Linked DNA regions of Mus musculus: region 1 is linked to region 2. Evidence: chromatin loops called from intact Hi-C (ENCODE). Cell type or tissue: left cerebral cortex. All regions are shown on one strand.

Region 1 (8,000 bases), 220 kb before region 2:
CCAGAAACTTGTTATATGTGCAAGGCTATATTAGCAATAAAGGGTGCCAAGGAAAGAAGAATTTGTATCCTGCTGAGCTACCTACAAATCATGCAAAGAGTCCCAGGTTTCATGTTTTCATGAGCTGTCACCCCATGCTGGGTGCATAGCTGACTTTGAGTCATCCTTGGTCCTGTAGGTAATCTCTCACACACACTCTTGGGACTGACCCTAATGAAATCATTGGTTCACCAAGTTGGACTTTTATGCTATCATTACCTTGCTCTGTCATCAATACTTTATCTGGACTGAGTAAATACTCATTTGCATCTCCCTCAAAATAGTGTCACATGAAAGGGGCAACCAATCCTGTCTCCTTAAGCGTCTACATCTCAAATAATGGCCCTCATCCTGAAAGTACTCCCCCCCCCCTTTAAACTTGGGTTTCTAGTTTGAATTTACTAATCTTTTTCTCTCTGGGGAAATTATATTTTCTAAAAATACTGACTAGTTTTCTGCCATTTGCTGCTGTGTAGCTACTCAACATTTCACATTACTAGTGCCTTTGGGTGATAAGCTCTTAGGAACAAGAGCTACTCTTTATTTTTGCAGAAGGTGCCCTACTTTTGTGCACTGAATATAGAACTCTTGCAAAACTGTATTCTAGAAACAGGAACTCAGGATAGAAATAACCCCATCCTTCTCAGGAGAGCGTGACTGTGGTAGTGAGTTTGGAAGGATATAAAATTAGATTGTTGCTAAGGAGAGCTCAACTACATTTCCTATTTAATCTTTGACTTTTCCCATGACCTGTGGGGAAAAACATTCCCACCCTGCATACCGAAGGGCACATTGATTCATTCTGCTGATTATTCAGTGCAAAATTTTATTGCTTAAACAGCTATGACAGAGAATGGATCTCTTCTTACTCATTAACATGAATATTCACCAGAATTCAGCTATGAATGTCACCAACAGGATGCAAAATTTTCATCTCATAGTCCACATGACCTGCCTGTGACTCAAATATTCATTTAAAATGTTCTGAAATTCAGTTTGAAACTTTTTTGGACTTATTCAAAATACATCATACAAGTTCCAAAAGTGTATTTGATATCATCTACATTAGCAACTACTCAATAGAAATTCATGAACAAGAATTTAATGACAGATCATAAGAACGTCACAAAGTCCTTTGATATCTCATTGGCATGTGTAGAAAAAATTGCATATCAAGTCATGTGTATTGTCACTTCAACACATGCTAATTTCTAGCTTTAATGAAATACTATGACCAAAGCATCTCACAGAAAAGACAATTCATTATGGACTTGGTGTTCCAGGAGATTAAAACAAAGATATCAGAGCAGAGGCAGTAAGTGACAAGTGATGCTGAGGGCTCAAATCTTGAACCACAAACAAGAAACAGAGAGACCTCATTTGACATGGCATGAATGTTTTGAAAGCTCAAAACCAACCTTGGTAATGTAATTCCTCTATCAAGCCCACACCATTAAGCCTATCCAAACATCCACCAATTGGGAACCATATCAAATGTCCTAGATTTATGGTTCTCATCTCATTAAAACCATCACACTATCCTTCTTGCCTTTGTAGTTTTTCATTTGTTTTCATTGTTTAACCTTTCCACCCCATTTTTTGAAGGTCTTCTTTCTTTTCCTTTGGTATATTGTGCATATGTGGATGTGTGGGTAGAGATGGAATGCACTGGAGAGGAGGGGCCAGAGGAGAAGGTTGAGTGTCTTCCTCTGTTGCTTTCTATTCATTCTTTTCAGACAGTCCCTCAGTGAAATGAAGGTTCAGAGCTGGCTAGACCGGAAGATGCTGGATATGCCTTGCCTCTGGCCCTTGGTGCTGGGATTATAGGTGTGTTCAGACATGTCTGAGCTTTTATATTATGCACATTATAAATATTTTCCTTATGAATGCATAGTTCTCATACTCACTGAACTAACCTATCTTCTCAGATCCTCCCACTATTTGAAACTTGGGGTGTTTTACAGCACTCAGATTGTTAGTGCTTCTGTTTATATTTGAATTCTCTTATATGGCTATGTAATTATAAATGCATATAACACATGAAACATAGTCCATAAGCACAGTCATACAGAAGACTATCAGTATCTATCTATGCTTCTATCTATTTGTTTATTTTTACCTTGTATCCAAGAAAACATTGAAGTTGGCTCTTTGGTATATAGTCCTCACTGGAATCTCAGAGGCAATTGAACTATTTGACACTAACTGCTTTGGAACGATAAATAACTTCAGGATAGGTGTTTGAGTTGGGTTTGTAAGCCATGAATATTTCTAAGTTTAATGTGTTGAATTCCTGTCTAGACCTTCATATTATTAGCATTTCCATCACAGATCAGCCAGAAAGGACAACAGGAAAAACCTCCAACTGAAGTCCTCGTGCAGCCTCAACAGTGAAGGGCCAGATTTCAGGATGGCAGGTCCTTGTGTAGCCCAAAATGCATTCTTCCTCAATTAGAAACCTTCCTTTTTCAGGAATAAGAGTCATATTTGAGAAGTCAGTATTTGAGACTGCATATTTGTCCCAAAATGCAAAGCTCACTGAGAGAGCCATTATTTTTTATTCTGAAGAGAATCGTAACCATGCTTTAGAAATTGGATAAAACCATCTACGGGTCTTCATTACATTTTTGCCAAATCTGCCCCAGGTTATCTAATGCCCAGGAGTCATGACCTCAGAAGCACTTGCCAAGCACTGGCTTCTGAATCACTTTTTGTCACTTCTTATTTGATTGAGTACCTATGCTCATGAACATACATGAAAGAGCTGTCAGCAATGATCATCCCACTCCATCCAGGCATACTAGACTCATCTTATAACCCAAACAACCTACACACTATCCAGTGACAGGTTATTGAATGTAATACAGCAATTTCTCCATCATTCATTGGAACTGAGAGAAATCTAGAGGAAGTGACTTCCAGTAGAACAGATTTTGTGGAAGCCGAATATACCTTTCAAAGTATATAGTTCACAATGTACCCTGGATTAGAAACAGCAAGCAATTGACTTTGGATGATCATTGCAACACTAATTACGAAGGATTTAAAGATGTTCACATCACACTGGTCCAAATTTAAAACAGTTTCTCCCTCTTGCTGATGAGCCCCAGCTGTGGTAGTAAAGAGCTTGGGATTTGTAGTTACATTATAGTATTTGGCAAAGACACTTTTTAGTGTCTAGGCAAAAAAAAAAAAAAAAAAAAAATCTGCTGTGTTGGAGATTCGTCCTCTTTCCTTTTAGTTTGTCTTCTTTGATATCAGAAAGATCATGTTCATCTTCCCAGCTCTTCATTGCAGTACTGATGGCAAAGGCCATACCTACAGCAGTGCTTTACGAGAATTTCCAGAACTTTAACAAAATGCTTCAGACAAGTAACATAAAAGGAGAAAAGATTTCCTGCCCAAAACAATAGATGGGATTGCTATTGTCTCTGGCTGCCTACTACAACCTGGAGGTAAGATCTTATTGCTAATGGCTTCACACACACTGGGCACTAGACATGGAGGAATCAAGCTGCCTAGAAGCCTCCTGTGTAAGGACTAGCTCTAAGATAAGCTTCCAAAGGAGAAAGTATACAATTTTCTTACCGAGCTGTCACACCTACAAACCAAAACATTGTTCATCATGGCAAAATATTCCCAATTATGCAATAGTGGCACTTATGTCACTTAGACTAAAACCTAATCAGTAGGAGGAAATTCATGTCTGGTACCTTAAACTTGGCAATTACCAGAGTCTGGAGGGTCATGAAACCTATAAGAGAAACTCTATCTCCATGTTCCTAAGCCAGTATAAATCCTAAGTGCATAGTAAATATTTATTTTTATCTGCACAGAGAAGTATAGTTTACACCTCTCACCAAAGAAGCTTCTTGCTGTTGCTGCTGCTGCTGTTGCTGTTGCTGTTGCTGCTGTTGCTGCTGTTGCTGCTGCTGCTGTTGCTGTTGCTGTTGCTGCTGTTGCTGCTGCTGCTGCTGTTGCTGTTGCTGCTGCTGCTGCTGTTGCTGTTGCTGTTGCTGCTGTTGCTGCTGTTGCTGCTGCTGCTGTTGCTGTTGCTGTTGCTGCTGTTGCTGCTGCTGCTGCTGTTGCTGTTGCTGCTGCTGCTGCTGCTGTTGCTGTTGCTGCTGTTGCTGCTGTTGCTGCTGCTGCTGCTGTTGCTGTTGCTGCTGTTGCTGCTGTTGCCTTTGTTGTTGTTGTTGTTCTTCTTCTTCTTCTTCCTCTTCTTCTTCTTCTTCTTCTTCTTCTTCTTCTTCTTCTTCTTCTTCTTCTTCTTCTTCTTCTTCTTCTTCTTCTTCCGAAGTTCATAACTTACAGAAATATACAGTTCTCTGATAGAGAACTGCAGAGAACAAATGGCTGAAGGTACCCAACCTGACGTGGTATATCTTCAATACAACTAAAACATTTGAGAAGAGGTGGGAAAATTATTGCCCATGGGACTAGGAGCTCTGCTTCGAGGTAGCACTAGTGTCTTTTATATAGGACAGGGCATTTTCATTCATGAAGTCACAAAAGTTTGGTCCCATAAAACAAAACCTACTCAATGGCACTACTAGTTAACAACATTCCAGCGTGGGTGGAAGAAATCTCATAAGGCTCCAAACCTTTGTACAATATATATATTTACTCAATACTACTGAGAGACACAGAGAGAGAGATAGAGAGAGAGAGACAAAGAGACAGAGAGACAAAGAGACAGAGAGAGACAAAGAGAGATATTAATCTTTTTCAGGGATGAACTTTCTGATAGGTCATTCATTTCCAACTTGTTAGCTCTAGATACATACAGATAGAACAACACTAAATTGATTATGTATACATATATATTTACATATACATATATATACACACATATGTGTGTGTATGTATGAATGTATGTATATATGTTTGATTGGATGGCGGGCCATGAGAGATACTGGAGAGGAAAAGGGAGGAGATAATGATGCAAATATAGTATATTCATGTATAAAATTATCAAATATTGTTAAAAACAGACACGAGTTTTGACTGCTGTCTCAGGTAGCCTACAATCAGCATGTCCTGCATTTGGTAAACTGGAGATTATCTCACACACATCACAAAATTATGTGTCCAGAGACTTCAATGGTAAAACTACAACATGAGTAGCTTATAGTATGCAGTATGCAGCAAGCACTGGTTCCTCTTCTGATCTTATGAGAGAATAGAACTCTTGACAAAGCAGCCTTTTGGGCACCCCTCCTTATAAAACTCTAGAGATGGTGAGGCTTCACATAGCAATAGCTATAGGATCTCACACCCATGCTCATCAAAGCCAAAGAGGCATCTACTATGGTACTGACCTAGCAGTACAACTAAGAACCCTGACCTGTATATTCCTTCTCCTATTTGAACTGATGAGAAAATACATAAACAAGCTGGATAGGCAGTCATCCCCGCATATGTAACCTATCATAGACATCTACTGTGGAACTCATGTCAGTTATCTGTCTATTTCCTATCAAAATAGTTGCCTAGAGAAACGAAGCAATGTACTGACTGGCTGTCCTCCCTTCATGCTTAATGAGTAATAATGCTTATCATTTAATTCTCTGTAAGTGGCCAAATCTTGTCCAGCCTTCCTGTGTCCATTCCTCCCTTGAGAAAGCAAACAGAAGGAATGGAATTGTGAGACCAAATTTGAACCAGGCTGGTTTAAACTTAAAGTGGCCTAAAACATTTGACTGTAGATACTTCAGTTGCCTTGGCCAATTTTCATAATGGCTCAAAATTCTACTCTGCTACTCCCCCACCCAAGGAGAAATTGTTTACACACCGACCTCAGCAAATCAGGGTTTCAGAGGGAAAAGAAGTCCAGACTGTTTCTTGAGTATGCTAGTCTGATAGTTGCTAATTTGCATTTGAGTCATCCTGTCTCTGATGGCTTTGCTGACATTTCTACTGTCTGCAACAGATAGATTTATGGTGTGGCCAGTTCTGCTATAACACTTGTTTTGAAAACATAGTTGATGTATTAGGGAACAGCTTGGACATAAATCCTGTTTCCTTTAGCTTATGCTCAATTTCCTGGGCCAGAAAGTCTGGGAACATACCGATGACTATCTATTGCATATTCCAGTTCTGGAGGAACATGTGAAAAAACCCCAGACATGCACACATCCCAAGAACATTCTCAGTGCCTCAGTGTACCCCACATGCTACCCCATTGTCTACCCATCTCTGAGCAATTCCAATAAAACCCATGTGGTAACCTCCCTAAAGCTCACTTGCACAGACTTTCACATACTCTGACACCTCCCAAAACTCACCTTTCACATGCTTTGACTCTTGCACAATCACTTCTACAGTTTAGCTCATCTCCTGCTACCTGCTCTAAACCAAGTTCTGCAGGCCAGTTCACCTGATGTCATCCTCTCAAAGTTCACTTCTGAAGAGGCTACGTCCCCTGTGAGCTCACTTTCACAGCAGATAGGTCCCAATACTTGTTTGAGGTGACTTTTTTTTATTGCAATGTGTGGGATACACCAGGTTCTGTTCTTTTTAATGTATGTATCATGGATGAAATGTTTCTTGTGCCCAAACCTCACATTTCTCATTTATGCTGAGGTACTTGCATAGCATGGCAATTGGAGCAACTCAGTGTCTTGCTGCAGCAGAGCTGTTTAGACTACGAAAGGATGTAAAATTGTTCTGATCCATCTCTTGTAGCTTTTAATCACCACCCATGTCTTCATGTAGACATTTGACTTGAAGGTGCCTCCTACTCATCCATGTCTTCTTTCAACATCCCTATTGCAAATTGCAGGCACTAAATTTGGATTGTCTAATGCTCAGGGGCCAAGAAAGACATTGGCAGGAATTCTTCATTTTGCATTGTAACCAATCCCATTTGGCTAATTCAGTCATGTCACAATATCATGCTCCAAATCTTCTATGGGACAGGATAAAGCCCCCAATATTTGGACTTTCCTTATCTGTGCAAGTCTTCCCTCTGAGGGCAAGATAAGGGCATTGAACTCTAAAGAGCCCTTTGCCTCAGTTTCCCACTCCATATGCCTCAAATTAGAGTTCACACCTGACTCAGTTGGAATTGTGAAGGCTTTCACTAGCTCTGTTCACGGAAATTGCTAAAAGAAGATGAAGCAAATGTCTCTGATGGTGAGCTGCTGTGCCTGCCATCTCTCAAGTGTTTCTTACATTTCTTCCTCAGGCTTTCCTCAGGTTCTCCTTTTTGACTCACTTCTTGAGGTTCAGGCTGAAGATCTGTCTCATTATGCTCTCTCAATGAACAGAATTCTTGGTTTGCTTTTGTTTTAGACAGGGCATTATGTGTCTCAGGTTTACCTGGAATTCACAATATAACAGGATGATTTTGAATTTCTCATCCCTCTGTGTCTACCTCCTAAATGCTGGGATTGTAAGCATGGATCACCACATTTAGTTTATGCAGTGCTGGGGTGAAACCCTTAGCCTCATATATGCCAGACTAAAATATCTGTCACTATAGCTTTGGAAATATCATGTCTCAAGTCAAAATTTCCTTGGAGAACTAAAGTCCAAACATCTACATCAGTAATGGACCGGTCTACTTGGCTGTGAAATGCCCATCTTAAACTAACCATCTCCAAAGCCAGAATCGGCTTGAACTGGCTGGTTTTGTTTGCCAACTTAATAAAAACTGGAGTTATCACAGAGAAAGGATCCTTCCTTGAGGAAATGCCTCCATGAGATCCAGCTGTAAGGCATTTTCTCAATTAGTGATCAAGTGGGGAGAGCGCAGCCATTGTGCGTGGTGCCATCCCTGGGTTGGTAGACCTGGTGTCTTAGTTAGGATTTTACTGCTGTGAACAGACATCATGATCAAGGCAACTCTTATAAGGAATACATTTAATTGGGGCTGGCTTACAGATTCAGAGGTTCAGTCTGTTATCATCGAAGTGGGAACACGGCATCATCCAGTCAGGCATGTTGCAGGAGGAGCT
Region 2 (8,000 bases):
ACTGTTATACACTGTAAAGGGAGGATATGGTAAGGGTGTCTGGCAAACACACTGGTGCTCTGAAGACCATTCACCATATTCTCCTACCTTCTTGCTGCTGTTCACTGACGTAGTACATACTCTTGAGTTTTCCTTTTCTTCTAAGCAAAATCCAGCCATGTCTCCCATTGGCCAAAAATTTACCAACACTTCTTAGCCTGCCAAATGTTCAGGCACCAATTTAAGCATTCTCAAATTTGGAAATTTCAATGCACATATCCAGCCTTATGTCTTATCATGATGCATGTACATCTAATCAACAGGGTGAGCTACTGATGCTGAGAAAAGCTGGGTCCAAGACACAACTTACATTTAAGAACTCTTTGAGTGTCTTCTTGTTACTGAGTCCTTCACCACAGGGTTAGTCAAATAATCCAGGAACTCAGCTCCAGGAAATCAATGCCACCCCTGCTCTCTCTAGGTGGAAGCCCTTTTTGAGGAGGACAGTTATTTTCATTCTAGCCTTTCTAAAATTATGTTTCATATAAAGAACTCAACTCTAATCGATGTGGTTTAAGTCAGTTCAAGTCACCTCAGTATCATTTTAGCCATTTCAATTGCCATCTGCCAGACACATGCTACTTGGCACAGTAGCATACTTGGAAGAAAAATAGATTATGAATAAAAATTAATTAATTAATAGGCTAACAGAGGTGACCCTTTTGAGAAATACAGATAGCTGAGTACTGACATGCAAGTGAGCAAGGCCTTTACAGAATAAGATAGGTGGATTCTATTTGGTTTTGGGAGCAAAGTTTAGAAGACTTAGAGATACTGATTTTAGAGATGAACCAGTCAACAGAGTAGAATTTTGTCAAAAATGTATAGATTGGGGTTAGCCACAGCAATTTTCAGAATTACTTTCTGCTGAGATGAACACAGGCTACTTATTAGTTAGTGGGCTATAAGTGGAGCTCCTGAAGACCTTAGTTTTCCCTGAAGACTTCTGAGGTTATCAACAGGGCAGCATCTAAAAAAAATATAGTTAAAGAAATGTTTGAAGACTGAACATGGCTGGTAGACTCGCTACTTTACATTTCAAAATGATCTCCCGAATCTCAAAATTCAAAGCCCTGGTTGATCTTCACCCCAGCGAAGAGTCCCCCTTTCTCTGAACTTGCACTGCTATGAATTCTCTTCACACTGATGTTTTCCTTATTGCTTCTTCCAGCATTTGTCTTTCTCTCAGAGACCTGGCCCAGTCATCCCTTTATTGCCTAGTTCATACACTCAGCTTCAGACACTGTTATTGTTCTCCATCAGCTCGTGCTCTCTCGACCAATTGAACTCCAAATGAGTGAAGAAATTACCTTCTCTGAGTTAAGGTTGCAGACAATGCTTTTAACACATGCCAGCATTTACATGGCCAGATTCTGGATATATACACATACACATACATATAACATATAACACAACATATAACATATACATATACATATATCAGTGTGTGTGTGTGCATGTGCTTGTGCATGTGTGTAATAATTTGTGGGAATTCAAGTTTCAGATATCCAATTTTAAAGAATATATATATATATATATATATATATATCACTAACAATTATTATTATTTTTAATTTTAGCTTTTAAAAATACATTCCTAGGGACTGAAGATATTATGGTTCATTGGTTAAGAATGTATACTGCTCTTGCAGAAGACCAGAGTTTGGTTGTCAGCACCTACAGTAAGTGGCGTACCTGTGTAATTCTAGATCCCAGGATTCAGCCCTCCTGGCTTCTATGGGTGCCTACACAGGTACATATCCAGACACACAAATTAAATCTTTAAGAAGACAACAAAAATAAAATTGCTTTCTCTACTATTTCCATCTCCTGTTTCAATTAGGACATCAGTAAATTGCTTCACCTGTATATTATGTGTCTTTAGGTATTTCTAATCGCTTTAAAACTCATTTTGCTTTAAGCAGTTTGAAAATAACATGCTTAGCCATATTTCTTAATTTTCTTTATCTCATTTGATAACCAATGGGCTCTTTAAATGTCTGTTTCTATGTTTGGAAGTTTGAATCAATTGAAAATACAAACTTTTTTCTCTACCCAAATTTTCCTCTTGGTCTCTGTCTCTGCTGTGTGTGTGTGTGTGTGTGTGTGTGTGTGTGTGTGTGTCTGTTTGTGTGTATGTGTGTGTGTATGCCATATGCACATGTAACTGAGGTTGCAAATGTGTGTTTATGCTCATGAGCACAAAAGCTAGAGGTTGATATCAGGTGTCTTCTTCAATTATTTTCTCTCTCTCTTTTTTTTTAAAGAAGGAGTCCATTACTGAACCTATCCTCACAGCCTATCGAACTCCAAGTGTGCACTTCTCACCTGTCTCCATCTCACCACAGCTAGGAGTGCAGTTGCTCCTGAGTTTCTACACAGGCGCTTAGGACCTGAAGCTAGGCCATCATGCTTGGGTGACAAACACTTTAGCAGCTGAGTCATTTACCCTTATTCCCTCTCTTTCTCTATACAGTAATTATTAATCAATTCATATTTATTGCTTTTACACAGGTCCCTAAATCAATTCATTTTTATTTCCATTTTGGTAAACTTTTTTTTTTTTCTGAATTAGGTGCTTCAGATTTCTTCTTCTTGTGCTATACCACTGGTGAGATCCAGGAAAAAAACAAAACAACAACAACAACATGCTTAATAAAGGTGGTAAGATTAGGGAATCCGTGTTCCCAAAGTTAGGAATAAGCAAAGTAATTTATTATTAAATATAATTGAGGATTTTCATAGATTCTCTCATTAGTTTGAGATTGTTCTGTGAGTACCCGTACACACAGAAGTCAGAGAAATTGGATTGCCTGGGGCTGACTTCTAGGAAGATTTTAGCCATCTGACTTGGGAGCTGGGAAATAAAATTAGATCCCTACAAGAGCAGTCTGAACCCTTAACTTCTTAAGCCAAACTCTTAGGTTCCTAGAGTAATTTTTTAAGGGTTCAAACCTAAAAGGGAAATTAGTAAAATACTAGATGTCTCTCTGGACATTAGCCACAATTTGATTATCATCTTACCACCCACCTCATCCACTCATTTTAACCGTCCTCATGATAGTCTCTAAGTCTCCTGTGGCATCATTAGGGATCAGCCTGCTAGCTCATGCAGTCAATTTACTTATTTGAAAAACATTTTGAAATTCTACAGCAATGTACATTTTAATGGATAAATAGTGAAGTATGCTCTTGGATTGATGCATCAGAAATTTTCTTCCAAGGATCACACAAGCATTGGTAAAGAAATAAATTGTGTTGTCAGGAAGAACACAGAGGTTGTTTTCCTTGGTTTATAAGAATGATTTTTTTTCTTTTTTTGAGATAGGGTTTCTCTGTGTAGTCCTGGCTGTAATGAATTCTGTGTTTAAAAATAACAGCACAGTCTGCCTGAGCATCATTTTTCCTCATCTTTTCTCCTCAGATGTGGACCTTTCCGAGGTTTGTTACTCTAGTAGTTTTCCCTTTTCAAATATCCATGCCTGTGATATTTTTCAGATAAATCCCCCAAAACACAATGTGTGTTGGACTTTAATTAAGGCGGATAACAAAATATTCCTTTTAAATCGATGCTTCAGAAAAGTGCATATCCTGAAAATGTATGTGTATTTATATACCCTTGAAGAACTTCCAACATGTACTCTGTAGGAGACAATCATAGCAATGGGAAGAAAAAGAACATTTACAAATGAGATTTCTTTAAAAACTTCCATGCTATTCTAGTTTCTTTTTCTGTTGTGAAATAATATTCTGAGCCAATGTCACTTAGGGAAGAAAGACTTTATTTTTCTTATACTTTCAGGTTATAATCTATCATTTAAGAAAGTCAGTGTAGAAATAAAGGCAGAAATCATGGGGGAGCTACTTGCTGGCCCACTCTGTCATATGCTCTCTTGCTCCCTCACAAACTCATGCTTACCTAGCATTTCTATCAAGACCAGGACCACCTGCCAAGGGAATGGCACTGCCCACAGTGGGCTGGGTCTTTTACATCAATGAACAGTCAAGACAACAACCCCTCATTGGCATGGCCACAGATACACCTCTTTCTGCAATCCTTCAAGTGAGGCTTCTCCCTTCAAATGATTCTACGCTCTATTAACCAAACCATGGAAGATCACCAGGATATAAGATGTAAGATGAGCACATTTTTTTTTTGACAAGTGGTTTTCTGAACTCACACTTGAAGTAACCAGTAGACATGTTCCCATTTGCAATATGACTTTATGTTAAACTGAAGTCAACATCCTGGCCGCCTCATCCTGTTTGACTGAACAACCACAGTAGTTTTCTCTATTTATGTTCATATATTAGTAAATACTGCCTTGGGGTGGGTTTAAGAACAATGGATTTATAATAGAAAGGTCTTCTATCCATAATTTTTAGGTTTGCCACTTTGCATTGCTACATGGCAGAACCTTCTTACTCCAGGACTCAAAGTCATGTCTGATGATGTAGAGGAAAACCAGCAGGTAAAATTTTACCAGTGATAGTGATGGTGGCAGGCACAGTTGTAAAAGAACTTTAAGCTTTATTTCAGTCAAGTTTTATAAGAAATTGGTATGACATTGTAATAGTACTACTAAAAATAATACAGTCTTATATAAAAATTTTGAAAATATGTAAAAGTCTCCAAAATTAAAACTCCATAGGCATCAAGAACATTCAAAGTTTGGTGAGTTTTACCATGTGTTCTTCCAAGTCTCTGCAGATACTCACAAATCAGCAGGTTACCTGTAGATTACTAAAGGTCACCTTTGCTAGTCCTGGAATGAGACCAGATCTTCCATTCCACAAAGTAGTTTCTAAAACTCTTTTTTCCTTATCCAAAATGGGGATCTTCTATAAAAATAAATATAAGCAAGCAATAATAATTAATGAAAAATATAAGGGGTCCTGAATTTGAAGGAGTGCCAGGAGACATGGATGACAAAGTTTGGAGAGAAGGACAGGAAGAGATAAATGTAATTATATTAAAATCTCAAAAATAAAATGATAAAAAAGAATTCTCCTTGATATGAAAGTGAGTAAAAAACTTACTTTTTAGCAGAAAATTGAGGGAAACTGGATTCAGGGTATCCTCCTCAAGAAATGATCGCTTTAGCCTATGTCATCATTAACTGCCATTTGTCCTAGACTTTATCTGAGGATTTTCTATAAAATTGTCAGGTGGTTGTGGATATAGAGGATATGCAGTGCTGAAGGTAAAGTAGGGTTGAGTCCTCTTTTACTTCACAACATGTGTTTCCTGCTTTCTCAGAAATACAGGGAAACTGAGGTATCAAGTTTATTGATTTATGTATTAGGATAAAAAGGGAGGTGATAATATCTGGGATGCATAAACATTGGTCTATATAACAAGCATCTCTTCTGTCCTTTGGAAGCCTACTGTTGCTTTTAGACAATTGGGAGTGACGTCTGAAGACTTCTTGTCAACTATTCAGTATAGTGTGATCTAGTAGCACTCCATACTGATACCACTGCTCACCAGTGGAGGCAATTATTATTCAACTGCTGTGTGTGACCTCTTGGCTATTAGCCCCTTAATTACTCTCCCCAAATAAGAACACATGAACACACACACACACACACACACACACATGCAAACACTGTTCTACATCATTACAAGGGTCTTAGGGTCTTAGAGTCACAGTGTCTGTGGTAGCCCTGGTGCTCTGTGAGGATAGGATGGCATGCTTTTAACTCTCTGTGATACAGGATATCAAGTTCATTTCATTCTGCAGTGTCACAAGCCAACCATATGAAAATTGTTGCCACCTCCTTTCCTCTGACCGAATCTTCTGGCTACAGGATAGACAGGCCTCCTATCACGCTAATGAGGAAGGTTTGTTTTGGGCTGATTTCATACTCGTTCTCTCAAAGTTCCCTTGATGCTAAGTCCTACTTAACAGTTTACTTTTTCTTCTTTCTAAAAAAAAAAAATGATAGTGCTTTTCCTGCATAGACATGGGTGAGAATATTTAAAATTTTACGGTTTCCTTTTCGTAAAACTACAAACTGTCTTTCTTGACTCATTTTCTCTGTGAATATGTATGTGGTGCCAAAAATTATATTTAAGCGACTTGCTTATTGAAGTAGTACTGCAATTTTCATGCTTTTAACTCGAAGGCGTTTTGAGTTGGTGTAAAGGGCTTAAAAGCCCTGGCAATGCTTTCTCCTCCACAGTCTTGCTCTCAGTTGCTGCCTCAGATTTTGAAATTCACCTTCCTTCTGATGTGGAGAGGAAAAGAGGCTGGGTCCACTGCCTCTGACTTATGCTTGAATTGAGAAAGGAGGTGGGATAATTTGTGCCTTTTCTTCTCTCTTAAAGATAACTGCTATTTTCACTACAGAAAGGGGGAAAGGTTTTACTGAACATTTTTATGTTGAAGCAAAAGAGTTTAGCCTCCTTTCTCAATTGAAAGGTCTAATTAGATTCTCCTTTATTGCAAAATCTAGGCTTCACGGTGTATACCCATCAAAGCAGGGACGGCGTTTAAAGGGGAAGCCGCTCACTGTTTAAATAGAAGAGTCTTAACTATCTAGCCAGGAAATGAAAATCCAAGGAACATGTAAGCTAGGAATTTTCTAATCAGTTTGCAAAGCAACCATCACACTTGTCCCCACTCAATAAAAATCTCCATTCTGGTGGAGGAAATGGTGATAAAGAGAGACAAACTATGCAGAAAAGATCTCACAGAAATCTTTGAATTTCAAACGGAAGCAAGCCAGAAGCAGAAAGAATCTCACACATTTTCCCTCATATGGAATGTATGAATATATATGTATATATATATATATATATATATATATATATATATACATATATATATATACATATGTGAGCATATATATATATATAATATATATAATCTCATATATGCATGCTTTTAGTCTATCAAACTGAAAAGATAATATGAGATGGGAGAAAATGGTCAGGAGGGAGGGGAAGGGCAAACTTATCAGATGAGGATAATTGAACACTTGTGTCATGAATACTGAAAGTGGAAATATTTGGGAGGATTTAAGAGATCAATGAAAGGTGAAAGAGGTGGGGGAAGGAAGTATAGTTCAGTGAATAAGGAAAATGATATGCAGGAGGAGCTATTTGAGGGGGTGCTGGGAGGAGGGGAGCCGCAATTTGGATGTAAGGTGAATACATAAATTAATACAAATGCAAATCAAAAGTATAAAAATATGCTTGTGCATGTGAAAATGAAATCCATTATTGATGTTATGACCAAAAATTGACTTTAAAAATCTCTCTAAAAAAACTCACAGTTTATTACCAGATGTAAATATTGGAAGGTCATGTTTCTCTCTCTCTCTCTCTCTCTCTCTCTCTCTCTCTCTCTCTCTCTCTCTCTCTCTCTCTCTCTCTCTCTCTCTCTCTCTCTCTGATGTGTGTTTGTGCATGTTCACCTGAGTGGCCGTGTGCTTGCACATGTGTATGTGTGGTAATGTCAGAGATCAAGACTAGGTGTCTCTCTTGATGGCTTTCTACCTTACATGCTGAGATAAAGTCTCCTAGTGGACCCAGAACTCCTGTACTTGTTTCTTCCCACTCAGTGTAAGGATTATGGGCTCTCGCTGATGTGCCTGAGCTTCTGTGGGTGCCTGAGGCAGGAGCTCAGGTTTTCTTGCTTGAATGATTTACTAACTGCACTGCCTGCAACACCAGACTTCAAAGCCTTGAGCCTCTTGTCACCTGGGACTTTGTTGATACAGGTGACAGCCCTATCCTCACTTCATTCATTTCAATTCCATGAGTTAACATAGTCGCCTGTCAGCAGGTCAAACTCCAGGGAAAAATAATTTCTCGGTTATGAGGTCTCGAATCTGGAAGGGCTGTTTACTTGAGCATCAGTTTCCCTACGGAGATCTTGAATCCTTCAAGTTAGAAAGTTTGAAAATTCACTTTTCATGTTGTTTTTGGTCTCACATTTTACAGTCTTATGCTT

The links. A loop is a pair of places that touch in the nucleus more often than their neighbours do. Peaks named below come from ENCODE experiments on the same cell type or tissue, not always from the same donor. Only the 100,000 strongest peaks of a DNase experiment are listed, where the experiment ranks them.
Region 1: a loop joins it to region 2, with 3 times the contacts of the local background. A loop is called at or near these places in 2 of 42 quality-filtered maps.

Annotation. Positions count from the first base shown.
Region 1 is chr13:25,677,783-25,685,782 of GRCm38, forward strand. It overlaps the pseudogene Gm11350. Among named protein-coding and RNA genes, the nearest start is that of Gm11351, 280 kb to the right of the region's middle. In left cerebral cortex, no CTCF peak of the experiment used is centred here; a DNase peak (open chromatin) is centred at 702; H3K27ac peaks cover 1,714 bases.
Region 2 is chr13:25,893,881-25,901,880 of GRCm38, forward strand. No RefSeq gene overlaps it. Among named protein-coding and RNA genes, the nearest start is that of Gm11351, 68 kb to the right of the region's middle. In left cerebral cortex, no CTCF peak of the experiment used is centred here; DNase peaks (open chromatin) are centred at 3,547, 5,890, 6,195 and 6,576; H3K4me3 peaks cover 333 bases.